Linked DNA regions of Homo sapiens: region 2 is linked to region 1. Evidence: read pairs that join two places in POLR2A ChIA-PET (ENCODE). Cell type or tissue: PC-3. All regions are shown on one strand. Each heading gives the region's core, and the rest is flanking DNA. Links, peaks and the distances in the headings are about the cores only.

Region 1 (16,191 bases), core at 5,348-7,847:
CTGTAGAGTCTAAAACGTTTCCAAGTGTTCTGTGAATTTAGGGGGAATCATGCAGCAAAGAAGTAAGGGGCTGTGTCTCCTGGCCACCTCTGTCTCTCAGCCCATGGGTGCCTGCTTCCACACATATGGGCTTTTTTTCCACACCGCTTCAATATGGTCTTGACACTCACCCCTGTTCCCACAGGAAAAGCTCACTCACACCAACTATTCTGTAGATATAAAAGTCTTTACTAAGCCATTAGGGGAAACATGGCACTGCCTGCTGCACTGCTAATGCCATGATGCCCCTATAAGAAATTGCTGGTCTCCAAATGTTTCCTGGGCACCCCGGCAACATGAATTCTTCTCTTTACTCCTCCTCCATACAGTTCCTAGTCTCACAGCCTCCTCTGGCTCCCCTTCCCTCCCTCTCATTTACTTCTCCCTGGATTATTTGTTCTCTACTCTTCTCTCTGCCCTTTTTTGGAAGGAAAAAAAAAAAAAAAGAACTCCTCTCCTTTTCTCATGCAGAGCAATTCTACCCTGTTCTCTGAAGTTTGTGCATCAACCAATATCTTTTCAACATCTTTAAGGTTTTTCTTTTAACTCAATCATGTATTGGCTTTCCAAACAAAAACTGGCCTCAATCTATAATAAATTTTCAGACCAGTGGTTGAGATAACAAAAAATATTTCCACCTTGATATCTAATATAGATGGATAAATGATAGAAAGAGATTAACCCCCAAAAGTAATTTGGTTTAGTAAATCAAATGCTGATTTACCAAAGAGCCAACAATAAATTATCTATAAGGGAGTGGACTGAATTCTTTTCATTTTCTTTATTGAGTATTTTCAATGATTTTTGAATTTTGATAATAAGCATATATCATTTTCCACTGGAACATCAAAGGTGAGACAGACGAAGCCCCTGCCCTCGGAGCACTCCTAGTCCAGTACACGCAGCCCAGGCATCATGCCTGGTATGCTATGGTTGGTCAGTATGGCTAGTCCCTGGCCATCCGAAGAACTGAAACATCTAATTGCATTATCATTGTCTGTACTTTGTGGAACTCATTTTATATTGTTTTAAAACATTTTCTAAGTGGCAATAGACCCACTTTCTGTCTCCCAGAACCATAAGGTCCCATCAGTTCCTGGTTTTAATGTGTTTCCCTAATGAGTTCCTTCTAATAAAATCAGCATTTGATTTTTCCTGTCATTCACACAGCAATTTATCTTTTGTCAGGTTTTAATTGAAAACATCCAAATAATTCCTCTGGACCTCCAATGCCAAGGAGCCAGATTAGGCATACTTTTCTGCTCGTCCTGATAAGAAAGCCAGAGAATTCTAATTCTACCAGTTTTTTTTTCTAGGCTTAGAATTTAAATTATTTCAATATATTTATGAAATGAGACAAGTTTCCAGCAAAAGCAGTACTCAGTAATTGGAAAGTCAGTTACCTTTTATCTCTTGGTTAAAAAGAGGAAGTAGGTCAGTTCCTTGTTAATATTATTAGCAAATACTATTTATAGCATGATATAAATTACTGAGAAAAGACATCCTAATTTTTACTTTTAAGCAGAAGGCAATAGTTAACTCATTCTTATTCTTAAACATATTAAGGATACAGTGGACTAATTTTTCAGGAAGAGAGAGTGTGTCCTTGCCACCTTACAAACAACAACTAACTCACTAAGACAATTTTCACTACTCATATCATGTATCTGCTGGAAAGATTTGTCACTCATGCACATCTCAGCCACATATCACAGGTCTATGTGATGGAAAGAAAAATATGAACTTGAGAATAAAATATTTATGATATGGAGTTACTCATGCCCCTGTATTTATAGACTTTTCTGTGTGTATTTATATCTCAACTATAAAACTAAAATTCTGGTAGATATCTTTGCATTTGAATCTTCTGGTGAGGAGATTTAAATTGCCCAACCACTAAATTGGGTGCGTCTGAAATAAATCATGAAGTATTTATAAATACCATCATTTCAAAGGCAAGAAAAGGATATTTATGCATTTGGCTTATTCCTAAACTGAGAATAAGGTTGTCTTGGAGGCAACAAGATTATCAAACAGCCTCTGTGTTTGCACACACCAGAATAAATGGCAATCTGGACATAGAATACAAAAGCAAATATTTCTCAGGAAGAACCATGATTTGCTGCTTTTCATCAAAGTCTGGGTGAAATCATTACCAAATATCTACTTTATTGCCTTGTTCCTAAATGACTTGGAAGGATGGTGACATCATCCTTTGATGCTTAGAAAAGAAGGAAACCATATTTCAGCTAGAAAGGATAGGAATATTAAAACTCTTCAGACTGGAAATTTTTGCATCTGACAACACACCAAAAGCCATTGGGATAAATGTGCTCTCAAGGGCTGTCCTACTTTCAGTTTCCTCTCCTTTCTAAAGATTCTTCAGTTCTCAGCTCTGCTTCTGGAGGGATGCTGGCCAGAGTTCCAGCATAAACGATTCCCTGAGAAATGTTTCATGTTGAAGTCATGCACAAGGCCAGGGAGCTGTGATGAATGGCAGCTCCAAGGGAAGTCGGAAATCTAATCACAGGAGGAGCCTTTGGATCTTTCATACTCATTGACTTCACAGGATTAGTTTTGAGCCTGTAGACTGCGGATTAAAGCAGGAAGACTATAGCTTGTGTCCCTGCCTGGTATCACTTGCAAAATTTAGAACACTCTTCAAAGATGCCAAGAACTGAGATCTGAATTATAATTCTGTCAATTGTTCTTTGCTTGCCGCTTTCGCATTTAGTGCCTCTTCAAATTCTGCAAAACCCTGGATCATTTTGGTGACATGAATCATGATTCTCTACTTGGTATTTGGGAAGAATGACCCATCCACCTCCCAAGGGTTTTTGCTCTTAGTTATTGCTGATCAGTTGGGTTTCCATTGCCTTGAAACCCCAGTCTTATATATTCCTGAGGTATTTGAGTTATTTGTATGATCTATTTCTAGAACACTTATTTTCTTCAGCCAATTAAGTCTACAGGTACACATTGGTTTATTATTTTAGTTTTGAAGAGTAGAAAAGAAAGCATTTTCTTCATGATTTCCCCTTCTCCTATCTGATGAAGCCATTTTGCGGTCACATTAGAAGTTCAATTTTGTTCTCTGATTTTTATCAAGGCAGTGAGGTCCCTTCAGATTTACCCTCTGAGATGCTACCATGCATGTCTTTTAAAATGTTCATGTAGTGCTCAAGAATATAATGAACACCTCACTCATGAAAGAATTGCTTGAGGCTGGGCATGGTGGCTCATGCCTATAATCCGGGCAATTTGGGAGGCCGAGGAGGCCAGATCACTTGAGGTCAGGAGTTCGAGGCTAGCCTGGCCAACATGATGGAACCCCATCTCTACCAAAAATACAAAAATTAGCCAGGCGCAGTGGCGGGCACTTGTAATCCCAGCTATTCAGGGGGCTGAGGCAGGAGAATCACTTGAACCCAGGAGGCAGAGGTTGCAGTGAGCCGAGATCGCACCACTGCACTCCAGCCTGGGCGACAGATTAAGACTCTGTCTCAAAAAAAGAACTGCTTGATAAAGAGACAGACCATTTGAATGGGAGAATTTGAGAGAGAGGCCCTGAAGTCTTCTTTATTATCTAATTTAAGATTTTTTCCCCACATCTACCTCCTTCACCAGCTACTATGGCTGTCATAGAGAGCTTATATTGGGCACACATCGTTTTGATGCTATCGTGGGCTATAAAAAAGTTAGAACTAGTATGAATCTTGTCTTTCTTGGTAAAGTGATTTTTCTCCAAAGCATAAAATAAACTAAAACTCACTTTGGATTACATTATGAGTTGAAGTGTATCGTCCCCACTGCCCCCAAATTCATTAATATATCAAAGTCCTATGAGTGTGACCTCAGTAGGAGATAGAGTCTTTACAGAGATAATCAAGTTAAAATGAAGTCATTAGGGGAAGACCTTCATCTACCACAAATGGTGTCCTTATAAAAAGGGAAATTTGGACACAGACACACATAGCAGGATGATGATGTAAAGAGACAAAGGGAGAAGGTAGCCATCTACAACCAAAGAGAGAGGCCTGGCACAGATCCTTCCCTTAGGACCCCCAGAAGGAACCAACCCTGCAGACACATTTTGCATTTTGGACTTCTCATCCTCCAGAACTACGAGACCATCAATTTCTGTTGTGAAAGCCATGCATTTTGTGGTCCTTTGTTGCAACAACTCTAGCAAACTAGTACAGAGCCCAGTCGTTGTTGTTATTGTTTAAATAGAAATGGGGATTCCTTATGCTAACCAGGTTGGTCTCATACTCCCAGCCTTGAGCAATCCTTCTGCTTCAGCCTCCCAAAACACTGGGATTACAGGTGTGAGCCACCACTTCACAACCAGTGAGCAACCAGCCCCAGTTATATTTAATTGCTTTCCTCTTTACCTTTCACCCAATATCTTTGTTTTCTATAGTGAAGTGTTCATTGTGATAGCCCCCTCCTTCCCTTCTTCCGTGAAGCTTGAGTTGTGAGATGATAACTGTCTTAGAAGCAGGCTGCAACGCTTGGGGTTTGGCACTCAAGATCTAAATTTGGATTGTTGACTGCACAAACTTTGAATTTACACCCCTGGAATATAATTATGACAACAGCTATCACGTGGTATGCCTTTTTTATGTGGTAGCTCTTTAACAAACATCACTTGTCACAAAAACTCTAGGAGAGATGCACCAATATTATACCCACTTGACAGAAGAAACTGATAATCAGCAAGGTTAAATAACTTTACCAATGTCACACAATAGTTTAACTGAGATTTGGACCCAAGCAGTCCAACTGCAGAGAATATCTTTGCAGAAACCAAATGAGGTAGTCCCCTAACCAGAATGTCTACAAAAAAAAAAAAAATGAAATGCCCAAAATAGTGGAGTGACTAAATAAGTTATGACTTACACATGCAATGAAATATAAAATATAGTATATAAACAGTATAAACAAATCAACATATAACAAATATAACAAAATCATGACTATAAATTATTTTTCATATATTTAATGATATGGAAAAATGTTTATAATATAATATTAAATGAAACAAAGTATATAAAAGCTGTCTGCATAGTAAAACCCCAATTCTGTAGTTAAAAATTAGAAAATGCCAATACTGATTGTCTCCAGTGATTGGATAAAAAGGTGATTTTAATTTTTTTCTTTATGTTTCTATTTTCAATTTGTATGACTATATTCCACCTTTAAAATCCAAAAGTTAAGACACAGTAATGCATAAAAATTCCTAAAGTGAATGCTCTCTAATTTCTAGCATTGAAGAAAAAGTAGTCTGTTTTGTTTTTATTTTCTTCTGTAATAATCACAGCCCCCTCTATCTAAAGGTAAGGTAGCCTCCCATCCTGGCCTTGTCTGGATTCGATTCCTTAGTTTTCATAAGAAAATGTCAGTTCTACCACCAGCTCAAATGGATGTGTCCTTCATTAACATCACAGATTATCTATACTTGAGCAGCTCTCCAGAGAGGATAACCTTGAACTCAGATGCTCAAAGGAGTTAAAAAGCTTCTTGTAAAAAAAAAAAAAAGAAAAAGAAAAAGAAAAGAAAGAAAAAAAATCAGGTAAAATTCCCAGATACCCATACAGTAAATCTGTTTCTATGGGACTTAACATTTTTTTAACCATCAAATCTTACAGCTAGTATCCTACAACCACACTGTCGAGCTCCTTGCAGGATTACCTTTTCTGAGCTAAATTTGGCCATGAAACCATCAGCTTGCATTGCTGGACCTTATAAGTAACAACCCTATGAAACCCATTATTGCATTATATGTGCAGTGCTACTGAACAGTTGTCCACCACATCATTACACTTTAGGAGGGAATTCCTCTCAGGTCAAAAACTGTTATGATTCTTCTAAAAAATAGATTTGTTTTCTTCTTATGGACACTTCAATTGTATTATCCATTTACAAATTAGAGATCTCGCACACAAATCTGTATTAGCTGCTGCAAAGCTCTGGACCAAATGTGAGGTGCTCCTCTAGCAAATGTCCAGGTGTATGCATGGTGTGCTAGGCCCAGATTTCCCCCTAGCACTCATTTTCTCCTCTTTAAGATTTTACTATGCTCCTTCAAAGCCTTTGTACAAGAAGAAGGAGGAAGGGAGGAAATAAATGAATTAATGAAGAAAGAAATTTGTGGTGGGAACTTATGGTTATGATTTCAAGTCAACGCAATATGAAAGAGGGTTTTATTGCTTTGTCTGTGTTTCTAGAACAATCTACAGTGATTCAGGAGGAGCTGCCCTGAGGCAAACATGACAAATGGAAGATTTTTCTCTACTACTTGGCTTCAAGAAGAATGACAGTGTCCAAGTCCCAAGTACACATACAGCTCTGACAAGACCCACTGTGACCATAGAAACAACCTAAAACAGACTATTTTCTTAGGAAATAGGCCAGGTGCATTGGATCCAAATGAACAAGTGAGAGAGGCAGTGAAGAGTGATTTTTCCTTGGTTCCTTTGCAATTTTCTAAGTTCAAATTCTATACTGCATCTTTACACACAAACTTCCAACTTCAGAAAAGTGAGGATAAAGCAGGCATCAGAACAAGGGAGAGTAGGCTCTACCTACCAGCCACAGCAGTGTGATCACCTGATTAGGGCCTCTTTGCTCATGGATACTGAGAGATTTACACACAGCTTTTCAGAACCTGCCCTGTTCATACCTAGGAGAACTTCTGCTCTTCCCTTCTTTACCTTGCTTCACGGGGTTTTCATCATCTGTTGGTCGTTTGTTGTTGTTGTTGTTGTTGTTATTGTTGTTATTGTTTCCATTTAGCATTTAAGTTTGGTGTTTCAGCTTTCCCTGTAGGCAGGATTTGATCTCTTTCTTTCCTGTAAGCGGCTATGTGGACTGCCCTAACATTCCCTCCAGAACAATTTTTCTCTGTAAAGTGCTGAGTCACTGAAGAGAGCTACAGACACTCTGTGAGCAGCCATAGTCAATTGAGAAAACAGAATCATTTTCCAGGATTTAAAAGGTTACTTTTAAGAGAGCAAACTCCGGAGGATCAGGAAAGAGGGTGAGAAGTTCATGCAGGGTAAAAAGCACAAAGTCTATTTCAGAGTTTGAGGAAGATCATATTTCATAAATTAAAATGGCATGAATGGAAAATTCCCTATTTAGCAGCAAGGAGGTAGCTCATCAGCCTTGGGCTGGGACTGCAGAGAGTTCTGTTTGTTCTCATCCTTTCCTACTGGTCTCCACCTTTGAGTTTTTCACCAGTTAAATGGGAAGATGACCTTTGCTCCTCCTGTAATAGAAGGGTACTGAAAGGATGAATGTGTGAAGTTCTGAGCCTCTGAATGCCTTGATTTAGCTCTTGATCTTCAAACAGCTATTGCTTCAAAACCAAAGTCTGGGATTCAAACTTTCCATTTTAAATTTCCCAAAGGTCAATGAATTAAAAGTAAACTTTTTAAGTAAAAGAATGAAGCAGGCTGGACACAGGTGTTCATGCCTGTAATCCCAGAACTTTGGGAGGCCAAGGCAGGAGAATCACCTGCCAGGAGTTCAAGACCAGCCTGGGCAACATAGTGATGAGGCAAGAAAATGGGGTCTGGAGGCAGGGAACAGAAGGCCAATTCACACTTGAGCTATAACAGGAAATATCCTCTCCACAGGGCATACGCCATAAATGACTTTGTAACTTTACTTCATCCTTTTCATTTACATAGGGCGTACCCCAAGTAGAGGGTATTTAAACTCACAAAAACTCTGTAACAGGGCCTTTGAGCCCCTATTCTCAGGCCTACTCCCACACTATGGAGTGTACTTTCATTTTCGATAAATCCCTTCATTCCTTCCTTGCTTTGTGCGTTTTGTCCAATTCTTTGCTCAAGACGCCAAGAACCTGGACACCCTCCACTGTTAACAGTGAGACTTTATCTCTACAAAAAAAGTTTAAAATTAGCCAGGCATGGTAGCACATGCCTATCTATAGTCCTAGCTATTTGGGAGGATAAGGTGGGAGGATCACTTGAGCCCAGGCGGTAGAGGCTATGTGAGGTCAAGGTATTGAGCTATGATCACACCACTGCACTCCAGCCTGGGCAACAGAGCAAGACTCTGTCTCTTGAAAAAAAAAAAGAAGAAGTATGGCAGGATATACAGTAAAAGTTTGATACTATAAGCCTTTAAAAACGGGTATTGGTGAAAACTTCTTGTGAATAAACAATATTTCAAAATAAAAAAGGTTTAAAAATGAGTATTCGTCCTACTAAAACACAGGGAGCCTTCCCATAAAATAATGTGTGACTGTGATACATGACAAGACCCTCCTCAAATCCTTGTATTGCAATAATCACACCATCTATCATTCCAATAATATGGTCTCATTATAAATATATAATCTTACCCATCCTGGCAAGAACCATGTGAAGTAAGTATAATTGTCTCTCTCTTTTTTTTTTTTTTTTTTTTTTGAGACGGAGTCTCGCTCTGTCGCCCAGGCTGAAGTGCAGTGGCACAATCTCGGCTCACTGCAAATTCCACCTCCCAGGTTCAAAGGATTGTCCTGCCTCAGCCTCTCAAGTAGCTAAGATTATAGGCACCCACCACCACACCCAGCTAATTTTTGTATTTTTAGTAGAGACGGGGTTTCACCATGTTGGCCAGCCTGGTCTCAAACTCCTAACCTCAAGTGATCTGCCCACCTCGGCCTCCCAAAGTGTTGGAATTACAGGCATGAGCCACCACACCTGGCCTCATATTTTAAATAAGAAATTATTTAAAATTATCTCATATTTTAAATAAGAAAACTGAGGTTCAGAGAAATTAGGTAATTTGTCTTATATTATAGTAAGAAGCAAATACTTGGTCTATCTGAACACAAAGCCACTCTACTCATACTTTTCAGCTGATCACTCTGCTACACTGACTTCTATTGAGCTTCATGCTCCCAGCAACTCTATGGAAAAAGCATAAAATTTAGAATCACACTTCTGCTCACTCACCATGAAACTAGACAGGTACACAGCTGTCTGAACCTTAATTTCCTCAGCTCTAAAATTGGGATAACAATGTCCACCAACTGTGTTGGAACATACATGAGATAATGCAGGTAAAACATGGGGTACAGTGCCTGGCTCACATTAGGTGCTTAATAAGTATCAGAACAAAACCATACCATTCTTAACTTACACTGAAATGCACTGATATTTCACTTTTTTAAAGTGTGTTATGGTTCCCCCAACTAGATTAAAAATCTTTTATATCCTCCTTGTATCTGTTAGAATGCTATTGATTACAAGTTCTGGAAACCAGACTTATGCTGGATTAAACAGAATTAAATCAATCACCTCACATAGGAGGATGACTAGAGCAGGCTTGAGAAGTGGTCGATTCAGCAATCAGCAATGCCATTAAGGACCTAGATTCTTTCTGTCTGATCCACCAACTACAGGCTCTGCTTCACCCTAAGGCTTGTTACCCTCCAAGGTAAAGGAGGGCTATGGTGGCCTACAGTAACTATTAGCCATCACACTTCCTTCATGTCTGAGAGGAGAGGAAGGCTACCTCCCTCTGGTTCTAAGGATAAGAAAGCTTATTTCCCACACAGCTATTCAGTCTCCCCTTGCATCTCATTGGCCTGCACTAACTTTAGCTTGGGCATCCTGAACCACTCACTGGTAAAGGGAGATGGATTTTCAGGATTAATTTGATTAATCATCTGAAGAGAAGCAGAATTTGTCCACTACCCTGCTCAAAGCTTTATATATTAGGGTCCAATTCCTACTCCATGAATGGCTGAATGGATTAGAACAAGCTTATTTAAGAATACAAATGGAAACTCTTGCAACACCCAGAAAGTTGACAGTAAATTGGCATAGAAATAAACCCAGTTTGTCCAGTTTCCAAGTGCGCAATGCCTCATGTCCAGTGTTTATGCAGAAAGGGGTGGTAAGGGAACCCATGCTTACACACACTTTCACCTTAGACCAATCCTGTTGTGACACTAATTAACTTACATCTATAAATACAATTCTCAAGTACAGATGACATGAATGTGCAGAAGGAAAACAAGACTCTTAACACATTATCTACAGCAGGTTCCTCAAGAGATAATTTAGAGGGTGCATATTCACTGCCTTAAATGACATTAAATTATGTAAGAGTTAATCTCTATTCAGCCCCTTTTCAGTCCTCACGATACTATGAAAATGAAAGCCAGTTCACTGCTGAGTGTTTACTACCCTCTCACACTTGTTAATCTCCCTTTGGAGCTTTGAAGAGCATATATCTGGACTTTCAAACATTGTTTTGCTTGCCTTCAATTATTTTTACACTTATCTTGTATTTGTGATAAGCAGTATTGGTCTTTCCATTTGAAATATTAATATGAAGTTTCATTTGAAAATATATCGATTTAAGAAAAAGAAAGCCAATTAAAATAATTAATTTAGAGAAGAGATTGTACAGAGATATGTTAAAAATTATGATGGTAATATGTACTGATACGTGAATATGGCAAAAATATGAAAGAATGTATTATGAGAAGACTACAGTCTGAAAGGCATTTAACTCGGATAATTAGAGAATGCTTTCTGATATTTAAGGATAAAGAAATGCTAACGCATAGGGCAATTATTTCAGGAACCACATGAGGGCAGCGAATCAGTAACTGTAAAGACAATTTGGGCAGCACCAGGTCTTCTTACTTAATACCATTGTTGCTCAAAATGTGTTCCACAGACCAGCAGCATAAGTATCATTCCAGCAAGATTTCCTAAGCAATTCTCATGCACATTAAAGTTTGAAAAGCTAAAGTTAGTGCCTCAGCCTGCTGAGTAGCTGGGACTAAAGGGCATGCACCACCACACCTGGCTTCATTCAACAAATATTTTTGAGCACCGTCTAAATGCTAGGGATATAGAAGGAACAAGACAAACAAGGTCTCTGCTCTGGGGGAAGTGACTTCTAGAATGTGAGAGAAGACATATACAAACAAACAACAACAACAAAAAGACAAAACAGAATAATATGATTGTGAGTGTGGAAAGTGAACAACCTTAGAGCAAGTCATCAGGCAAAGGCTCTCTGAGAATGAGACATTTGCTCCAAGACCTGAGAATGTGACATTTGCTCAGGGCCTTGCAGGAAGAAACTTCCAATTAGAGGACAGCTAGCAAAAAGACCCCAAAACAAGATCAAGTTTGGCATGCTTGAGGAACAAAAAGAATCAGTGCACCTATATCAGACTAATCAAGGTAGTGATTACTATGTATAAAACTATGTTGGCAAAGATTCGGTGAATGAATGTGTTTCTGTGTGGTGCAGGTCAAGGTGATGTGAGAGCACAATGTGATGAGCCCAGAGGCTCCAAGCTCTGCTGTGATATTTGTACATATTTGTACTGCCTGGAGTTAATTAATGGTTGTAGGGGAAGAGAAATGCTTTGCATATTGGGGCTGGGTTGACTTGAGATTCCTGCTGATGCTCAGAAATGGACCTATTTGAATGATTTTTGTCATGGACAGAAATGTATCTGATCCCATCACTTTATGTTGTATATTGCACATTGAGTTATTTTGGAGTGCTTTATCACGGTGGCTCTGGAAGAGAGGCAGAAATCGAACCCACTCATGAAAAAGTCCTGGATATTAAAAAATTTAGACCTATCAGTAACTTTTATAAGAACCTTCTGTTGAGAATCTATTTTTTCCAAAGCATCATCACTCTTCATAATTAGTTCTATAATTTCCCATAGAATATGATCCATTTCATTTGAAGTGCTAAAACCAAGCACTAGTAGTTGATCACTGTCTGTCTATAATTTGCATTGTTCTTTATCCAGGAAAATATTAGTTCTTATTAGCCAGATAGAGATCTATTATGAATGTCAATGTAACTTAATTAAAGCATAATATTAATCATAATACTATCTTCCGACTCAAATACTTCCCCAATGATGTTTACTTATGTAGACCTTTGCTGAGGAAATACAAAAATAAATCAGATGAAAGCATTTTTGATGAATAGAGAGATTTAACCAAAGCCTTTCTTAATGAAAAAATAATGTACTAGAAAGTATAGAAAGAATTGTATCTGCTAAGTCATATTCAAAAGAGGATCCCAATAAAATAAGAAATGTATTTTACCAACTTTATATCTAAACATTAAGTAATATTTTTTTAAACTTCTGAGTGTTTCGTGCACTGTGTGTTATAAATATTAGCCAAAAAATCAAGCGCATAACCTCTACTAGTTTTCCCAAATTTTATTTATTACTATTTAAAATGCACAATAAAATCTTAGGCCTTAGAAAAAGTTTAGCCACAATCACAGTTTTCTTGTTTAGTATCTACATATATAATAACATTGAAAACCAAAGTGTCCTCTTCGTTATTGAGGATGACTGTAATTTATTTGGGGAAAGTTGCTCATTATTTTGGGAAAATATTCTAATAAATTTTTGGTTAGGCAAGATAAGGCCCAAAACTTGGCACTGGAACAGTGTTTGGGGATGGTGGAGTGGTGGGCAGTGAATACTGAGTCAAAAAGGTGGCAATGGAGGAAAAAGAGGTTCTCAAAGTCCAGCCAAAAAATCATGGATTTTTGGAGAGTGGTTTAACTCTCCAAAGTTAAGCGACTCTCCATAAAAGGCTGTCTTCCTCAGTGTAGAGAATGTTGCAATAACTTGTTTAGAACTTTCTGGTTGGGGTTGTAGTTGCCCCAGAAACAGCTGAGTTGTCATACAGGAATTAAAGAGGAAAAGAGAATGAGGACTTAGATCTGTACAAGAGTGACCCTAGCCACAAGAGAAAAGGTGAAAAGAGAAAATAAAAAATCCCTCCTTAGCGATCCTCGGAGGACTTGGAACAAGCACCACAGTACTTCCAGCAGTCTCCTGGGATAAGGGCCTTGAATTACAGTACTAAAAGAAAGAGTCATCCCAGGAGGCTGGGGAAATTTATGGATATTCAGTTTGCACCTTAATTTATTCTGTTGAAATTCTTTTGGATGCAAGTAGCAAAAAAGTATCCTGATTAGATTAAACAATAAATGGGAATTTTTAGTTCAATAGATTAAAAAGTCCAAACATTTTATGGGAGTTAAGGTGAGATTTGGTCAGGTACAGCTTCTTTGAGACATGGGTCTTTGAATCTTCTTCCTGGCGTACATCAGCTTTGCCCTCAGGCTGTCTTCGTAAGGTGACTGCAGCATCAACTGAGACCACCTGCACCTCAGTCACATCCAAAAGAAGAGGCTGGATTCCTCCAACCAATGAACAAGGGAAATGTCATGTGTCGATTACTAGGCCTACATTACCTGAGCTAATAAAGATGTCGAGGGGACTGGGCTACCCGGGTTGGTTTTGATATGTCAGGGCTAAGGACTGCCATGGAAATGGAGTCAAGCATTATGAGGGAAGAAGGGAGAATGCTTGGAAGATAACTTTGATGTCCTTTATGAAAATCTTACTATCGTCTGGGCACGGTGGCTCAGGCCTGTAATTCCAGCACTTTGGGAGCCTGAGGCGGGCAGATTGCCTGAGCTCAGGAGTTCGAGACCAGCCTGGGCAACATGGCGAAACCCCCTCTTTACTAAACATACAAAAAATTAGCCAGGTGCAGTGGTGGGCGCCTGTAATCCCAGCTACTCAGGAGGGTGAGGCAGGAGAATCAACTGAACCCGGGAGGCGTAGGTTGCAGTGAGCCGAGATCGTGCTACTGCACTCCAGCCTGGGCGACAGAGTGAGACTCTTGCTGAACTTTTACATTGGGAAGAGTCTTAGGAAGAAGTTTACGGTCCACTAAAATTTCAGTTAACTGCTCAAGAAACTCCAAATTTAGTTTTCTTTCCATAGCTGCTACATAATAAAATTATCTTAAATTTAGCAATGCTATTTTTTCAGAGTTAGCCAAAACCCATTTAATCTATAGTATTTTTAGTGAAACTTACCGTACTGAGAACTGAATATTTTAATAAACTGATAGCAATTTGAAAACTTTTAAGACTCAAGCAACTCAAGACTTCTCATGAAGGCAGAAGCTGGATACTGGAGGAACTTGCAGTTCTTGAGACCGCAGAGGGGGATTGGCCTCTGCAACCCCACAGTCAGAAGCCAAGGCATGCTGCCCAAATATAATGCCAGCTGTGCAGCCTGAAAAAGGAGCCCAGCTGTGAGACTCAAAAGGATTTTTAGGACTCCCTCTGGGCATCCTTGCACCAGCATACGGGGGCTCTCCCAATAAATACCAAAAGTCTGAGTAGCAGGAATTCCTGCCAGCAGCCACACAGTTGGAGTGATCCTTTAAGCAGCAAACAATATTTTCCAGATGTACAGACTCAGTGTGCTGGGAGATCGGCTTGGGGTAAACAGGCTAGATGTTTATGCCTGCTGACTGAAGAGGGTGTGTGGCTGGTGCCCTTCTAGACATGAATTAAAAAATTCAGTTGTATCTGTTTTACCACAGTGAAGAAAGAACTAAAGAATAATGAAGGTGATGGTTCTAGGAATCAGGAGACCCTGGGGCTCAGCTGCAGGCTAAAGTTTAGAGTACCTCCCTCACTTCCTGAAGGATTTGTCCATTGCTTATTTCTACTTTGCCAGTATGCAACCGTTGAATATTTGTATGGCACTTTCAAAGATCCTGGAGTACTCTGAAGAGGTGGGAGTCATTTCCTTTTTTATCTCTTTTTGACTCACACTAAATTGATCTGGCAAATGCTTTCCTTCTAAAAGCTTTCATGAACTTCACCAGGTAGAACTTTATCTGTTGTCTATTTAGCAAGATCTTTAAAGATTAAAAACAAGACTATTTGCATTTTTAAAAATATTAACTCTCTTGATTATTAACCCAGCCAGGAAAACAGAACAAAGTTGGATGGCAAATGCATTATTTATGTGAGATTTTTTAATTAATTGATTTGAATAATTTTCATCATGCTGGTTTGGATTGACAGATAACGTACGCTGTTCTGTAGCTGCTTCAGACCGTGTTAGCCTCTTCTAAAGGAGGACAGTTTTTCATCTGGGCACACTGACCTTGAACAGAAGAACAGATTGTGTGCTGTAAACCCCTCTCAGCTGCTACAAAGATTCTCTACTTCAAAAATATCTGCCTTGCAGGTGCTGAAATCCCTACCCCTGTACCTTATAGCTTGGAAGAAGGCACTTCCAGGAGCCCCCTCTTAAAATGTAAATATTACTTGGAAAAGTCATATACTTTGCCAACTCACATCTGGTTTATATAGAATGTCTCCTTGAATTTATAATTCTTTTTCTTGCACATTCCAGTTAGGGGTGGTACCTAACATTTTCTTCCATACTATCTGAATTCTTTATATTTGAATTATTCTTTATTCCTATAGGCTTGACTATGAAATTATTATATACATACACACACACACACACACCCCACCTGTTTATGTAACCAATTCCCTGAAGCATGTGCCACAAAACAGCATCATACACTGATGTTTCTATGAATGTAATTCTAACCTCATTGATAAGTCATGTATTTCAGCCCTCCTGAGCTCAATGTTGTATTGTATTCTTACTATTCCATTTGCCATTTTCTAACAACGGTAAAAGCTACCCTGTTGCTAGGTAACCTCAGCAATATTGCACATAGCCCTCTACTTTCTACATTCTTCTGGATTCCTTCTTGTGGTCTAATTATAATTGTTTTTCTTCTGAAGTCTCTCTCCCCATTCGTGGTTGCCATTGTCATTGGATAGCTGTCAGTGCATTGTTGTCACTCTTGAATTCACTGATGATAAGCCACAATTTGCTCACCCTACACAGAATAGAAAATTGACATGTTCTTATGATGCATCTGCATGCTTTCAGAGAAATAGTTCCTCTCTTAGAGGTTACATTCCCAAAGAAGATTTTCAGTATGTGGCAACCCTCCCCATCTCATTTGCCTCACCTTTCCAACCCCTACAGTAATTCCTTTTCTTCAAAAACCAGGCTTGTATCTTGATGGTAGTCATGTTTTTTGTGCAATGATAAAATTCTTACAGAAAGTAAATGATAAACAATGCTCAGCCTATGAACTGGTAAACACCAACAGCCGTAAAAATGACAATAACTGCGTTTAGCTGTGGACCTTTCATATGCCAGGCACTGCTAAGTGATTTGCACACTTTATCTCATTTGATCTTCATAAACTCTATGAGGTA
Region 2 (16,191 bases), core at 10,759-13,258, 640 kb before region 1:
AAACCACAATTACTGTTTGCACCAACCTAATACATCCATCTAACTTAAACAATTTTAAATGTAGATACTTAGCTATATGGAAGTATTAGTGTGCAAGAGGGCAGTTGAGAACATACAGAAGTGTGTGTACGTGTGTGTGCGCGTGTGTGTGTGTGTATACACATGGATGCATGCGTCAGGGGCCTGCATATATCATGTGAATGATCACATGTAAAAGAAAAACAAGTAACAAACAGTGCAGGGAAATTTCTGCATATCTGTTTACAACGTGAGCCTCTTGGATATTTCTTATGAATAGATGGATGGTCTCTTTATTCTGTGCTGTACTTTAGACAGTGTGCGTTCATTTATTTAACAAATGCATATTGAGTTCTAGTGATGGTTGTAAGAACTTTGAACAAAATAGTTTTATATGTGTTATATTGATTGTTAGATGTTATAGTGATTGTTCTAAGAACTTTGAACAAAATAGTGAATAAAACAAATCCTTATTTTCATGGAGTTTACATTATAGTTGTTGTGGGGAGGAGATAAAATAAATTATAAACTTGATAAGTTATGTAGTATGTTAGAATGTTAAGTAATAGAATTGTCCTATGGAGAAAAGAAGTAGAAAAGGGTAGGGGGATTCAACATTGAGGGGTTGCAGTTTTTAATAGAGGGATGAGTAGGGCCCATTGAAAAGATAGCCATTTGAGCAGAGACTTGAAAATGTAAGAGTTAACTATGCCGATATCTGGGGAAAGAGTGTGCCTGGCAAAAGGAACAGCAAAGGCAAAGAATCTAGAGTGGAGCAGGTATCAGAAGGGGAGAATTGTAGGAGGTGAGATCAGGGCAGGAATAGGGACCAGTAATTCCATCTGCTTTCGAAACTGTTCTGCCTGTGAGTGGACTTGGCAGGAGAGCAAACTACTCAACTTCTTTTTCTCTTCAACTGCATGGATTTAAAACCAGGACATCACTTTTTGGGCCTTGGAGTCAGTAAAGGGGGAACTGTATTTTTATTTGATTATAAATGTAGGCACTCCTCCCTTCCTATCCTCTTACAGCTGTACACACCTAAAGTTCCTTCTTTAAAGAGAAGCAGTAGATTGCAAGCTCCTTGACAGCAGGCCCTGTAGTAGGTGCTTATTAAGCTGAACTGATAGACTTGTAGAGTAAGGCAGCCTCTGCTGCAATCTTTTCCAACCTCTGTCAAGTGTGAGAAGACACTCACCCACCTCCCTTTTAAGTAGACATCCAGCCTTTGCTTGCATATCTCTTTTGGCAGGGGGCTCACAGTTTCCTAAGGTAGTTCCATCTGTCAGTAACCCTTGTATATTGTTCTCAAATCGGCCTTTTTGGGACTTGTACTCATTGGTCCATTGTTACTTAAACAGTTAATTTATTGAGGACCTAGTAGGTGGCAGATTCTGGGTTAGGAGCTGGAGACGTAAAGGAAACCTTGTACAGAACTGGCTCTTGACAGAGCCATGTTAGACAAGAGCGCTCAGATCTTTAGACTAATGCCTTTTACTCAAAGGGAGAAATGTTTAGCCTTTCTCAGACTCCTCTTTTGGTTCCTCTTAGTCTCTGCTTCTCCACGCTTCCCTCTTGTGGCCCAGATGGGTCTCCTGTAGCATTTTCTCCCCCAGCCTGCCCGTGGGTGGCTTCATTTAGCATGCCCTTCACACTTAGTGGCTTGGCTCTACCAGCCAGCTCTCTTTGGTCTGCTTCCATTTATCTCTTTTCTGTTAGCCACAATGGGTCCACTAGCTGGGTTGATGCTGATTCTTTCTTTAGGTGAAACTCAGCTCTTCCCTTGATGTTCTGAGGACTCACCTATTAGGTTCATAAGGCTTCAACTGAGAATCCCCTGTTTTTCCCTTGAACCTCACTGTAGCTTCCTTAGCAAGCTCCTACCTCTTCCAGCACCTCCTCCCTCTTTCTTTTAAAGTCTAGTGGATCATGAAAGCCACTGGACTCAGGCTTCTTGTTCCCCTTGTCTCCTCGTACTGCTCTCCCTACATTGTTGGAGACTATGAGTTACTACATGATGTCACCATATTTGTTTTGCTTCATGAACAATTTCGAAAAATTTTAAAAGGTAATTCTGACTGTATAGTATTTTCAACTACTGCACTGACTTACAATCTAAACTCTGTGATAAAAGAAATAGGGAAATTCAGGTTCTTAATATTTGATTCATACCTGAAAGTGATTCTTAACTTGGTGAAATCCTATTCATCTACCAAAGCCAAATTCAAGTCCCCGTTTTCCCACTTTCATCCGTTAGCACTGTATGCCACAGTGATTGTTTCCTACTCAAGATCTCCTGTTAGCACTTACTATGTGTGCCAGTCATTTGTTACTTGATCATATTTATGAAATCCTTCTTCACAACTTCAATATTTTTGGTCTCTTCCTCTTGCTCACAACAGATGTTGCGGAGATGTGTTAAAAATCATTAGTACAGAATTGGGGCCTTCTCCTTAATGTAATCAAAATAACTTTCTTTGCCTTGTAAAAGAAAAAGGAGATAATGCAGTTTTATTGTCCTCTGTCTTCTCCTCTCTCCTCTCCCTGCCCCCTCCTTCTTCTTTCTCTCTCTCTCTCTCTCTCTCTCTCTCTCTCTGTCTGTCTCACTCACTCACTCTCATTCTGGGGAACATATAATCTAATGTGTTTAATCATAGAAATCTTTATAAGCCTGTCTGTCTTCTACAAGATCATAAGCTCCTTGGCCTTTCTTATCTATTGTATCTTTCAGAATGTCTACACAGGAAGGACTATGTCTTATAATAAGTGATCAGTATAAATATTGTATTTTATGTTACCATTGAATTGAATGAATCTTGTGCTTTGTATTTGACCTAAGATCTTTATGTGAAGTTTTATAGAAACCTATGTCATATATATTGAACATTTCTATTTCACTGTGTTGATGAGTGAAATAATTTTTAAAACTTTCTTATATTAGATACAGAATTTTAAAATGGTTGAATTTAATGCAAAGTAACAGCTAAACTATGGTTACTTTAAGTTATCAATTTTGATTACATGCTTATTCACCTATATAAATTAGTTAGTGGATACTATTCAAAAAATTCAGTAATGAGACTATTTTGCATTGTACTTGTGATTATGTTAGACTCAAACTGCTGTTAATTAGATAGTCATAAAATCAGAGGAAGTTGGATCTTATATTTCTACTCAGAATAATTTTCTTTTTTAAAATATATCCTTTCTTCATTAAGGAGGCAAGCATGTAAGTTTGCAGAACTGTTATTCATTGTTTGATTTAGTTTATCTTAGATTTCAAGATTAAGGTATGTTAAATGCTATTTTTCTTTACAGTATGGTTAATTAAAATTATTTTAATTCTTAAAAAAAGGCTTGTCGATATTTGAATGTTGACCAGTTATATAAAAAATTTTACCTATATACAGAGGTAAACATTTTGGTTCCTTAATGTATTTGGATTTTTTAATTAGGATGTAGTCTCAAACTGGATGGTTCACATCTCTGTCTCATGTCAGTCTCATGTTACATGAAGTTACTTATTTGTATATTGATTGTTTTTCAAAAAATTTGGAATAGTGCTTATACCCTAAAAGTAATGTTGTTCGAGTCCCTAGAGCCTACCACAGTATAATACATATCAGACACTCAATTGATGTTTGTTGAAAACAAAAATTAACTTTTATAAACATGTTAGAGTCAGTTTCTTCCAGCTATTTTACCCTGTACTAAAGTTGTGGTTTTCATAAGCCAAAGGAGATAGGAGGTAAGTACAATATTGTGGCTGAGGCGAGAAGATCACTTGAGCCTGGGTGGTTGAGTCTGCAGTGAGCCGTGATCATGCCACTGCACTCCAGCCTGGGCAACAGAGCAAGACCCTGTCTCAAAAAATAATAATAATAATAATAATTATTATTATAACTTATTACATAGAAGTAAAATATAAACTAGATGTCATCAAAAATTTGAGAATTATCTTTTTCTACCTTGAATTTTTTTGGCTAGAAAGAAGTATTTGGTTCTGCAAAGCCGTAAGAATGATACAATGGGTTTTAGGGACTCAGCGGAAAGGGTCAGGGAGAGTAGGGGGGTGGTTAGGGATAAAAGACTACACATTGGGGTACAGTGTTCATTATTCATGTGATGGGTGCAGCACAGTCTCAGAAATCACCACTAAAGAACTTATCCATGTAACCAAACACCACCTGTTCCACATAAAACTATTGAAATAAAAAATAAAATAAAAAGAAATAAAAAATAAAAATAAACAGAAAAAAAAAGAAGTTTTTGGTCCATAATGAAAACAGGTGCCTGCCACAGACAGGCCTATCTGGGATGGTCTGAAGATTTTGTTTTATCTTATAGACTGTTTAGGTTACATGAATTATTCTTAATGATTTAAAAAATGTTTTGATACAATTTCTAAAGTACTTCCAACTTTCTAAGCCATGTATTTCAGTCTGTGTTATTAACATAAATAATTTTTGAAATGTTTTCCCCTTTTCCTCTTTTAAAGCCTTCTTCTGGTCATGACAGAAGGGAAAACCTTAATTCATATCAGAGGAACTCCTCTCCAGAAGACAGGTAAATAGTTTAATATGCTCTGAATGCAATGTAAATTTTTATAGTAAGGTTTATGTAATAATTTAGCTCTTAGATTTCTAATTTTAGGGTGGATAACTTCTTTTTAATGGTTTTATAACCAATATTACTTGAATGGGCTGTAGGAGGAATCATCCTTAAATGACTCTTCTAGGAGTTTCTAGTAAATAATTCCAGATATTATGTAATTTTTATGTGAAAGGGAGTAATTTTTAATGTTTCAAAGACTAATGGAATGAAAGTGTAAAATGGAAAACTGAGTTGAAATTACAGTATTCAGAAGTGCTGCTTTTGCTACTGTTAGTATTATCTCTTACATGTACATAGCTCTGTATTGTCTTTAAAATATTTTTATATAGATTATAACAGGGGTCCCCAACCCCCAGAGCCATGGACCAGGCCACACAGCAGGTGAGCAGCAGGCCTGCCAGCATTCCCGCCTGAGCTCCACCTCCTGGCAGATCACCTGTGGCATTCCATTCTCATAGGAGCACAAACCCTCTTGTGAACTGTGCATGTGAGGGATCTAGGCTGTGTGCTCCTTATTAGAATCTAACTAATGCCTGATGATTTGAGGTGGAACAGTTTCATCCTGAAACCATCCCCTCACCCCCTAACATCTGTGGAAAAATTGTCTTCCACAAAACCAGTCCCTGTTGCCAAAAAGGTTTGAGACCGCTGGATTATATCATATTATAACTATGTTAAGGTCAGCGATCCAAAAATGTTAACATTAATGTGCATTATGAATTCATATTAGCACTACAATTATTTCATTTATGATCATTGAAAGACCATTAAGCATATGGTCTATTAAAAATAATGACTGTAAAAAAAATTTTTTATGCCCATTAAAAATAATTTATGAAGGAAGAAGCACCCTTCAAACTTTCTTCCAGTTGTCTAGGCTTCCTTACTCCACATGTACTTTCTTATTCTACTCTGCTAAATAATCTCTAAAAACTTTGCTTTGTGAACATCAAGTTAATTGCCCTGATTCATAATTACTTACTATCTTTCACCGATTGTCTACTCCCTATATATTTAAAAACAAAAAACAAACAAAAAACTCTTTACACACAGACACACACACACACAGGTATTTGTGTGTATAACTTAATTGTAGATGTGTATATAAAATATGGATTATGTTACTATGTATCTATTATGTATATATTTAACTTCTCTTAAGGTTCTCTGATTTTATTGACTTTTAAGATTCAAATAACAGATCTGATGCTATCCATCCTTGTTTGCTAATAATTTCAATCCATTCTCATTGCTGTCCAGTAATGCATTTTCAAGATTAACAGCTGATGAATATGGTCTTTTGGTATGGAATTAAACTGATCCTTATGGAGGCCAGCCAATGACCTTGGTCTCATACATTCAGTGTTTTGATAAACAAGCCAACTAAGCAAAAGGAGTCATTTGTAGGATAGCCTTTTTCATGCTAACTATATATGATATCCAGATATATGTCTCCTACTGAGAACAAAGTGAATCAGGATAATTCACTAAACAAGTAAGTTTGGTTAAGTGAATCCTAGGAGTTGTTTTGCTGTGTACAAACTGAAAGCTTTTGTAATTCTGATGGAATGAATGGGTGTTAGCAAAATGAGCTGTTAAGAACAGTTTGACACGATGTTGTTCAGTCATAGAGTTGCTTTACCATTACCAATATATGACTTTCCTAAATATTTATAACATAGTTGTTTTTAATTTGCAACTTGGTTTTCTTATTTTATGTTAGATATGAAGAACAAGAACGATCCCCCCGGGATAGAGATTACTTTGATTACAGCAGATCAGACTATGAGCATTCAAGAAGAGGACGTTCTTATGATAGTAGCATGGAGTCACGGTTAGTGTTGGGAATTTCTAACTTGTAGAAAATTGTATTTGTTTAAACTCTCTTTATGCTACATTTGTAATAAAAACAAAAATAATACTAGCTAACATTAATTGGATGTTTTTAGGTGCTAGGCTTTCTAATAAGGGCTTTATATGAATTAACTTCTTATTGCAGTAAATATGTGAAGTAGGTGCTAGTATGTCTGCTTTACAGCTGAAGAAACTGAGGTCTAGAGAAGTTTAGTAATTTGTTCATGTTTTGAAACATAATAGTGGCAAGCCTAAGTCTGTCTGACTCTAAAGCCCAAGCTCATTCATTGTATTGTACCGCAAGAGGGGTTGGTTTATGTGATTTTTTGAGATTCTTTACTCAATGAAAGAAATTTATATTGTATGATATAGAGTGGTCTAAATTTACTTTCCTGCGTAATGGCAGAGGGACATTGAGACTTAAGTTTCCAATTTGTAGTTTTTTTCTACATGTGAAGGATTCTTACTTGAGCTTTAGAGAACTTGGTTACCCACCTGTTCCTGTGGCTAACAAGACTTGCAATATTTCCTTGGTTGAGAAATGGGCAAGGGAACTGAATGGAAGGCAGATGGTAAGAAACATTGGAATGAGAGTGTTTGGAGACTCCTAGGGGTAATATTTAAGAAGAGTCAGACATTAAGTGCCATTCATGTTTCATTGAAATCTAGGCAGAGTATTATAACCCCTTGTTATTGATATGTATTTATTTTCAATTCTTTTTCTCCCTTGTAGAAATTAGTAATAGTTTTTACAGTGAGAATACATCAGTCCCCACTTATCCATGGGGAATGTGTTCTAGGACCCCAGTGGGTGCCTGAAACTGCAGATAATACCTGAACCATATATATATATACTATGTTTTTTCCAATACATACATACCTATGATAAAGTTTAATTTATAAATTAGGCATAGTAAAAGATTAACAATAGTAACTAATACTAAAATAGAACGATTATAAGAATATACTCTAATAAAAGTTATCGAATGTGGTCTGCCTCTCTCAAAATATCTTATTGTACTGTAGTCACTTATTTTTGGACCGTGGTTAATCACTGGTAGCTGAAGCCTCAGAAAGTGAAACCACAGATAAGGGGTGACTACTGTGTTAGAAAGATGTCGGCGTTTTAATAATTCCCTTTAAAACTTCACTAAAGGGCCTCTGTATTTGCTCAGGAGAAGGTATAATGGAATTAAAAAGTTACTTAGTACATGTGGGGAGAGACTCTCCAGGTAGAAGTAATGGTAGTCTCAAAGAAAATAGTGGGGCAGATACTTGAGATGCTCAATATAGGGAAGAGATGTTAACTAGCATTCTGCAGATGGAAATACTCTCAAGTACTTAAAACAGAAGTCACTATATGGGTAGTATTTCCTTAACTTGCATGTATCTTTGCTTAGGAGAGGAGTAGTGATGCAGACAATTTCCAGGTCATTTGAAATTGACTTTGGGATGTCTATATTTTACACTTTTTAATGAGGTGGTGTTGCATAGTAGAAAGAGAATAGATTCCATATTCATGCAGATTAGAGTTCAAGTTTTAGTTACTAGTTACAGAAATTTGGTAAAATTTCTTAACAAACTTCTTCTGAGCCTCAGTTTCCTTATCTATAAGATGAGGATGATAACATGTATCTTGTCTGGTTGTTTAGGTTTAAAAATAATGTCTGTCCTACTACCATGTCTGAACATAGTAGATACTAAGAAAATGACAACTTTAAAATATTAGTTTCTTGAGCATATCAGTTTGAGTAGTGATAAGCGGTGAACCCTTGGCACTTTATATGGAAAACAGTGGAAGAGTTCAGGTAAACTATTGTTGAACAACGTGGTTGATTCTGAATGTATTTCTAATTAATCTTACAAAACTAACATTATTTTAGTATTTTATAAAGGAACTGTGATTTGTCTCTGTAACAACCATTTTCATTATCCCTTCATAGACATCTTTCTGCCTTTGTCATTGTTTTCATAAAACCAGCTTTCTCCTGATTTTCCTGTATTCCCTTATTAGTCATCTAGTTTCTAAAACTTGACTCTCATGGTTTATCGTTGACTAAAATCAATATCTTTTTTTGATGTCTCTCAGATATTATCCACCCCTTTACTACCAATATTATACCCCCCACAGGAATTTTGACCAAATTCCTCTGCAGTTTGGAGTTTGGAGCTAAGCACATCCTTTGATATCCACAGCCAAAAATTTCCTTCTCATCACTTTCTAGTATATACCTAATCCTATAATGTCAGATTATATTAACCTTCAAAATCCAGGCTTGTCTGCTGTCACCTTAATGAGAATGACTACTAGTACCATAATTGGTAAGCTAAGCTTTTTGTATATTTTCCCAAATACTGTTAAAACTCTTAGAAACTAGATACTATTTTTTCCAATTTACAGATAAGGAAATGGCTTTGAGTTTATTAAGTAGCTTACCTGAGGTTGCATTTAAACATCTGGTAGATGTTGAAACTGGAATTTGAACTCAGTTCTGGCTCCAAAGCTTCTGTATTTTTCACAATCCCTGACTGTTGTACTTCAGTATAACTCTATGTTAGGTCTAGTATATGAAAATGAAGTCTCATGTTATCCACACAGTCACACTATGAAGTAAGCAGGCTAGGTATTATGCAGAACATAAAGGCTAACAGTCCAAAAATGTTTCTATTTAGACTTTTAGAATATTTTGTTACTTCTGCACTATAAAGGAACAAACACAATAATGGTAGGGATCTGATTTTATCAGCCAGCTAGCTCTCTTACCTGGTGTTTCTCAGAAGAATCATAACCAATGTCAGGAAATCCCTGCTGTAGCTACTCTCTTGGAACATGTATATTCACAAGAAGAAGCAATTCAGTTGCAAATTAGTGTAGAGAACTTAGAGCATCTGCCTTTGTGACTAATTGAGGTTGATATTTGAAATCACTCTTTCCCCCATCTGTTCACTCTTGGTGTATACAGATTGTCTATCCTCCCTAGGAGTCATTTAAGTCTCTTATACCTCAGTTTCAAAACTGTTCATCCAACCCAACAATCTCATTACTGGGTATATACCCAAAAGAATATAAATAATTATATTATAAAGACACATGCATGTGTATATTTATCACAGCACTATTGACAATAGCAAAGCCATAGAATCTACCTAAATGCCCATCAGTGATATACTGGATAAAGGAAATGTCGTACTTATACACCATGGAATACTATGCAGCCATAAAAAAGAATGAGATTATGTTCTTTGCAGGGACATGGATGGAGCTAGAGGCCATTATCCTTAACAAACTAACACAGGAACTGAAAACCAAATACCACATGTTCTCATTTATAAGTGGGAGCTAAATTATGAGAACACATTAACACATGGAGAACAACACACACTGGGGCCTTATGGAGGGTGAAGGGAGAGTGGAGGGTGGGAGGAGGAAGAGGATCACGAAAAACAGCTAATGAATACTAGGTTTAATATTTGGGTGGTAAAATAATCTATACAACAAACCCCCATGACACAAGTTTACCTATGTAATAAACCTGCACTTGTACCCCTGAACTTAAAATAAAAGTAAACAAATGAACAAAAAAAATCTGTTCCTCCACAGCTACCTGGGAAGATGACTGCTTTTCAATCTCCGTGTAGGTTTTATTACTATATATTTAAAAGACCATCTCAAACATACTCCTTAGATTTAGCTAAAATCTATACCACAGTTTCCTGGTAATGCAGTGATAATATGAAATTTACTTTTATTTACTATATTATATATAACTCATGGTTACCCAAAACACAAACAGAATGATCTGGGTTTCCAAGGCAGTATATGTAAAAAGCAGCTCAGTGGATAAACTTTGCTCTGGGGAAAGATAGCAAAAAGCAAGAATTCGCTCTTTCCCGTTAGTTCTTGATGGTTTCAGAGAACTGTACCTTGATTGTTTTAAAAGCCTCAGCTTAAGAAAGGATAATCAGGTACGTTAGTAGGGAAGACATTGTGGCTAGAAAAGTTTTTCCCCCCACATTGTCTCAAATAAGCAGAAGCTTCCAATATTCTGAGATTTCTAATGAAAATATTAGTTCTATCAAGAAACAACTTCAAATATTATATTCTATAGTAGTCTTACAACTAAAGTAACCACTATTGGAGATTAACTCTGGTTTCTTCTCCTTTATACAATTTGTCATATACACCACAGGCTAATTTGTCTTCTTAAAACACTCTTTTCATGCCACTCTCCTACTGAGAAACTTTTAATGATTCCCCATCACCTCCAGTATAAAAACCTTAAAGTCTTTACATATGTTTTAAGATTTTAGTCTAACTCTAATTCATCTTTCCAACAACCATGACACATAATCCTTTGTTTCCTGATTGTCCTACTCATTCTGACCTTAACACCCCTGCTCAGTCTTTCAATAATTATTCCCTCTTCTACTAGTTGCAAAATGTCATCCTTCGTCTCCCCTTCCTCCTGCCGACTTGCCCCCAGTCTAAATCCTGTCAAGCCTTCAGGACCTAATTTGTTGAATTTTCTCTGTGAAACACTTTGTCACCATTCTAAACCACTTTTCCTAGTCTGAATTTGTGGGACCCACTTATGGTCTCACTCATTTGTGTGCAGTTAATTGCTAAGAGTGTGTTTTATATTGTCTTTTCTGCTCTTCAAAAAATTTATATTACAGAAACAGGGACCGAGAAAAACGCAGAGAAAGAGAAAGAGATACGGATCGGAAAAGGTCTCGGAAATCCCCATCTCCTGGGAGGAGAAACCCAGAAACATCAGTAACTCAGAGTTCCTCTGCTCAGGATGAACCTGCTACAAAGAAAAAGAAAGATGAGCTGGATCCTCTTCTTACTCGCACTGGTGGAGCATATATTCCCCCTGCAAAGCTCAGGATGATGCAGGAACAGATTACAGATAAAAACAGGCATGTTTATATCAATCAGTATACAAAGCCATGAAATTGTCATTGAAAAATAAGTCAACTGTGGTTTAATTAACCCTGGTTCTTGAGAATTTACGTTAGTCTATAGTGATAGAGACCTCAAATTAGAGACCTCTTTACTTTATAGCTCCATTGGAGAGCCACACACTACGTGCCCTTATATTAGCACATTACTTCTTTTTTCTTTTTTTTGCATGAATGAATTAAAAAGTTTGAGGAAAAGATTGCTTACCCTTTTTATAGTATGTTCAAACTATTGTTCCTTTCATAGTTTCATGGATGCATTCCTATTGATAATGTCTGTTTTTTGTAGAAAAGAGTAATACTGACATTTTAGTTCTAAAATTGACTTTTCCTGTTGTAAACCAGGAGTCAGCAAACTTTTTCTGTAAAAGCCCACACTGTAAATATTTTACACTGTGAGTCATTTTGTCTCTGTTGTTGCTACTTAACTCCGCTCTTGAAATGTGAAAATAGTCATAGGCATTGTGTAGAAAATTATAAGCATGGCTGTGTTCCAATAAAGCATTATTTACAAAAGCAGGTGGTCAGCTGCATTTGGCTCATGGGTGTAGTTTGCCAACCTCTGTACTTACCTATAAAACTGAAGCTGGCAATTATCTCTTTTTGTACATTTTCTTCAGATCATGATCTATTAGACTATACATTTTTGCTACTCTAAGGCAGACAGACAAAATTTATATATGAACAATCACACTTAAAACACTCCTCCTTCCCTTTTCAGAATAATTGAGATGGTGAGGAGCTATTTAGGAAAGTACAGCTAAGTTTTTAAGATATTTTTCTCTAATAGGATGAGTTGATAACTAGGGAATGTATGGTCCCAGATTGAAATGATTATTCAGTTGCCAGATAACTAGTTAAAAGATTGGGATAGAAGGTATTAATAGTTATAATTTAAGAAAAACAGATGCAAGGTGAGCCAGACAGGAATATTTCCACATCTTTTCATGAGTGTTTTAGTAGCAATTTGAAAAGTGCTTGAGAAGCTTATTTAAGTTAAATCTAAATTTGTTTCAAGGATTAGCTTGAAGTAGAAACGTCATGATCCGCCCACCTCGGCCTCCCAAAGTTCGAGACCAGCCTGGCCAATATAGTGAAACCCTGTCTCTACTAAAAATACAAAAATTAGCCAGGCGTGGTGGTGGGTGCCTGTAGTCCCAGCTACTCGGGAGGCTGAGGCAGAAGAATGGCATGAACCCAGGAGGCGGAGCTTGCAGTGAGCCGAGATCGCACCACTGCACTCCAGCCTGGGCAACAGAGAGAGACTCTGCCTCAAAAAAAAAAAAAAAATAAGAAATGTCATTTATCTAAAAGAAGCTATGAAGATTTGAAATAAATTAAAACCGAATTTAAGAGCCAGAAAGGGGTATTTGGTGACATTAAATTCAAAACTAATAAGTTTTTCTTTATGTGTCATATTTTAGCGCTTGGCAGTGATATTTGAAGTGTTAGGTTGAAAAGGAATTTGGAGATGGCTTCTGTGGTTAGTAGGACCTTCATTATCATGTAAACGTTTTGCTCATGCACAAGGCAGTAGTGGCAGCATTACTGAAAGGTATTCACTTTCTCCAGTCCAGTCCAAAGCAATCCTGATTGTAAAAGACTAGAAACTTTGTCAGTCCAAGTCTTGCTTCCTTTTAAATAAAGCACACAGGAGAGTCAGCAATACATGCAATTTAAAGCAGATTCCTTTAAGATAATTTTATATACAGTTGAAGTCTGTTCGTAGGCTGTAAAGGGTACAAGGAGAAGTAGACATCTGTAAGAGAAGGCCATAGTCTTTGCTTTCAGTAGATACGTGAATTGTGGGCTTCCTAATTAGGATGTATAATTGTATTTGATGTAGCCGTTTGATTAGTTTAATAAGATAGGTTGTGATTGTATATGAGCAACATCTTATTAATCAGGCCACTTGTTAAGCCATGCATCTTGTGTCTAGAGATAGTGGAATACCAAAAGGTTGGAGTTATGAAACAGTGGAATAGTCCACCTTGGGTACAGGCAGTAAGGGGGTACATAATTTATAGAGAATTTAGAAACAAAATAAAATTAACCGCAAAGTGAGTCTGTTTTTTATCCTCACCATGCTAGCAATACTAAACAATATCAGTGATACAATACTCGTTCCCACCAAGAACTGCTCTCACCAACCTTCCTTGTACCACTCCAGAACAGGGATTCTTAACCTACAAGCCCCTCAAGAGGTCCATGAATAGAATTCAAGCAATCAGTCCATGAATGTGTTTGGGGAAAAAATTGAATCTTTATTTTTACTCATCTCTAAAGTTTAGCTTTTGTTTTTTTCTTTTGAGAATGTAGGCAATAGATCAGAGTATTGACAGTCTGTTACAGGTATTTCATGATACGGATTATGGCCATGCTACTTAGAAATTTAAGTAGTTATTAAGCATACTGCCAGTTCTTGTTTAATGTGTTATGAAGCACATAGAATATTATATCAAACTTTTGTTCTTCTCATGTTTCAAAAACTGAATTTTAGTATGATTAGTATCCTTTGTAATCCTATTCATTGTATATATCATCCCAAAAAGTCTACTGATTTCACCAGACTTCCCGAGAGAGACATGTATGGAAGAAAAAAGGTTAAGACTTCCTGCAGCTGAAATCAGATTCCACAGAAAAGCAGTTACAAAACCCATAGAACTGTAGAGCATTGAAAGATCTTAGACATTGTCCAATTCAACCTAAAGAAACTCAATGAGGCCAAGTAATTTCCCCAAAATCTAGGGTAAAAAGCAGTACAGCTATCTAACATTCAACTGGTATAGCTGTAGGACTACTACATCAACATAGAGATTGTCTTTAAAATACACTGAATGGTAGGTAATTCAGCCCCATGATTTCATGTGACTCCCTTTTCCTGTAGTTACCATTTCTTTGTGGCTTAAAACATTTAATTTTGTTGTCTCTGTCATCTTTTTATGAGAAGGGACATACAAATTTTTTTTGTGGCTTATATTTGGGTATTTCATGTTACCATTTAAATTTTTTTAATTGCATTTATTTTAAAGGTTTCCATTAAAGACAAGTTTAAATCAAGCATTATATGTAAAATAAGCATGTATTGAATTTGACTAATAAATTAAATGTACTAGGCATAAGAACAAAATGTTATCCTTATATATCCTTACATAATCTTATTGTATTATTAAAGAAAAATGGTGTATACTTAAGCATATGTATAGAAAATCAAATATGGTTCAGGATATAATCTATTTATCCTGATAGGCATCATATATTTTACTGTACTTGGGGGTCGTTTCATGAAAATAATGTCAAAAATTAAGGAGCACTATGTAGTTTTTATGTTCTTATAGCTTCTTATTATTGTAATTAAGTTTTAATCTTTATTAAAATCACTTCTTTTTAGCTTAGCATACCAGAGGATGAGTTGGGAGGCCCTGAAGAAGTCAATTAATGGCCTTATCAACAAAGTCAACATTTCCAACATAAGTATTATTATTCAAGAGCTTCTTCAAGAAAATATAGTTAGAGGAAGGTAAGTATTGGCTATTTTATTTGTAGTATTTCTAAGTATTTTTTCAAAGGAATATAATATCTACATGAACAATAATCATTGATTTATTGTGCTACTTCATTTCAAAGGTCATTGAGAATATTTATTTAAAATGCAGGACTTATAAAAATATAGACTGCTAAGAAATAACTTGTGCCTTGCTGTTAGAGGTTGTATGGAATTTTTGCTTTTTGAGAAGCTTTGATTTCACATAATGGTTTTTGCAGACATTTACTTAATGCCTCCAGTAATTTAAACTCATGAGGAATAACGAATGTTAAAATATACTACCTCAAACTAATTTAATTTTTTATTTCTTTTTTAAATTGACAAGTAAAAATTGTGTATATTTGTGGTATACATCATGATGTTTTGATATATATGTACTTTGTAGAATGACTAAATCAAGCTGTTTAACATGCATTCACATGCCTGTCATTTTTTGTGGTGAGAACACTTAAAAATCTACTCTGTTTTCAGCTTTCAAGTATATAATATATGGTTATTAACTGTGGTCAAAATATTGTAGAATGGATCTCTGGAACTTATTCCTCCTGTCTAACTGAAATTTTGTGTCCATTGACCAACATCTAAATTCCCCCAACCCCCAGCCTCTGGTAACCATCATTTTATACTCTGATTCTATGAGTTCAGTTTTTTTTAGATTCCGCATATTAGTGAGGTCATGCATTATTTGTCTTTCTGTGCCTGGCTTATTTCACTTAGCATAATGTTCTCCAAGTTCACCTGTGTTTTCCCAAATGACAGGATTTCCTTTATGGTTGAATAGTATTCCATTATACATGTATACATTTTCTTTATCCATTTATTCACAACAGACACTTTAGTTGTTTCCATATTTTCACCATTGTGAATAATGCTGCAATAAATGTGGGAGTGCAGATACCTCTTCAACATACTGATCTCATTTTCTTTGTATATATACCCAATAGTGGGATTGCTGGATCAAATGGTAGTTACAATAAAAAAAAATTTTTTTTATATTGATTTATTTTAGAGATGGGGGTCTTGCTTTATTGTCAGGCCGGAGTACAGTGCATGGTCATAGTTCACTGCCCCCTTGAATTGCTGGGCTCAAGGAATTCTCTCACCTCAGCATCCTAAGTAGCTGGGACCGCAAGCACTCACCACCACACTGGGCTAATTTTTTAATATTTTGTAGAGAATGAGGTCTTGCCATC

Evidence for each region. ChIA-PET counts read pairs that join two places held together with the same protein. Peaks named below come from ENCODE experiments on the same cell type or tissue, not always from the same donor. Only the 100,000 strongest peaks of a DNase experiment are listed, where the experiment ranks them.
Region 2: POLR2A ChIA-PET joins it to region 1 with 5 read pairs; 1 of 35 experiments calls an interaction of 5 or more read pairs at or near these places.

Annotation. Positions count from the first base shown.
Region 1 is chr2:179,335,395-179,351,585 of GRCh38, reverse strand. No RefSeq gene overlaps it. Among named protein-coding and RNA genes, the nearest start is that of SESTD1, 79 kb to the right of the region's middle. RefSeq lists an enhancer at 6,436-7,635. In PC-3, for the core only: no CTCF peak of the experiment used is centred there; no DNase peak of the experiment used is centred there; H3K27ac peaks cover 781 bases.
Region 2 is chr2:179,976,970-179,993,160 of GRCh38, reverse strand. CWC22 (CWC22 spliceosome associated protein) reads left to right here. Exons shown (of 20, transcript NM_020943.3): 3 at 4,517-4,584; 4 at 6,356-6,466; 5 at 11,164-11,409; 6 at 14,843-14,971. Among named protein-coding and RNA genes, the nearest start is that of CWC22, 22 kb to the left of the region's middle. In PC-3, for the core only: no CTCF peak of the experiment used is centred there; a DNase peak (open chromatin) is centred at 11,920; H3K27ac peaks cover 1,482 bases.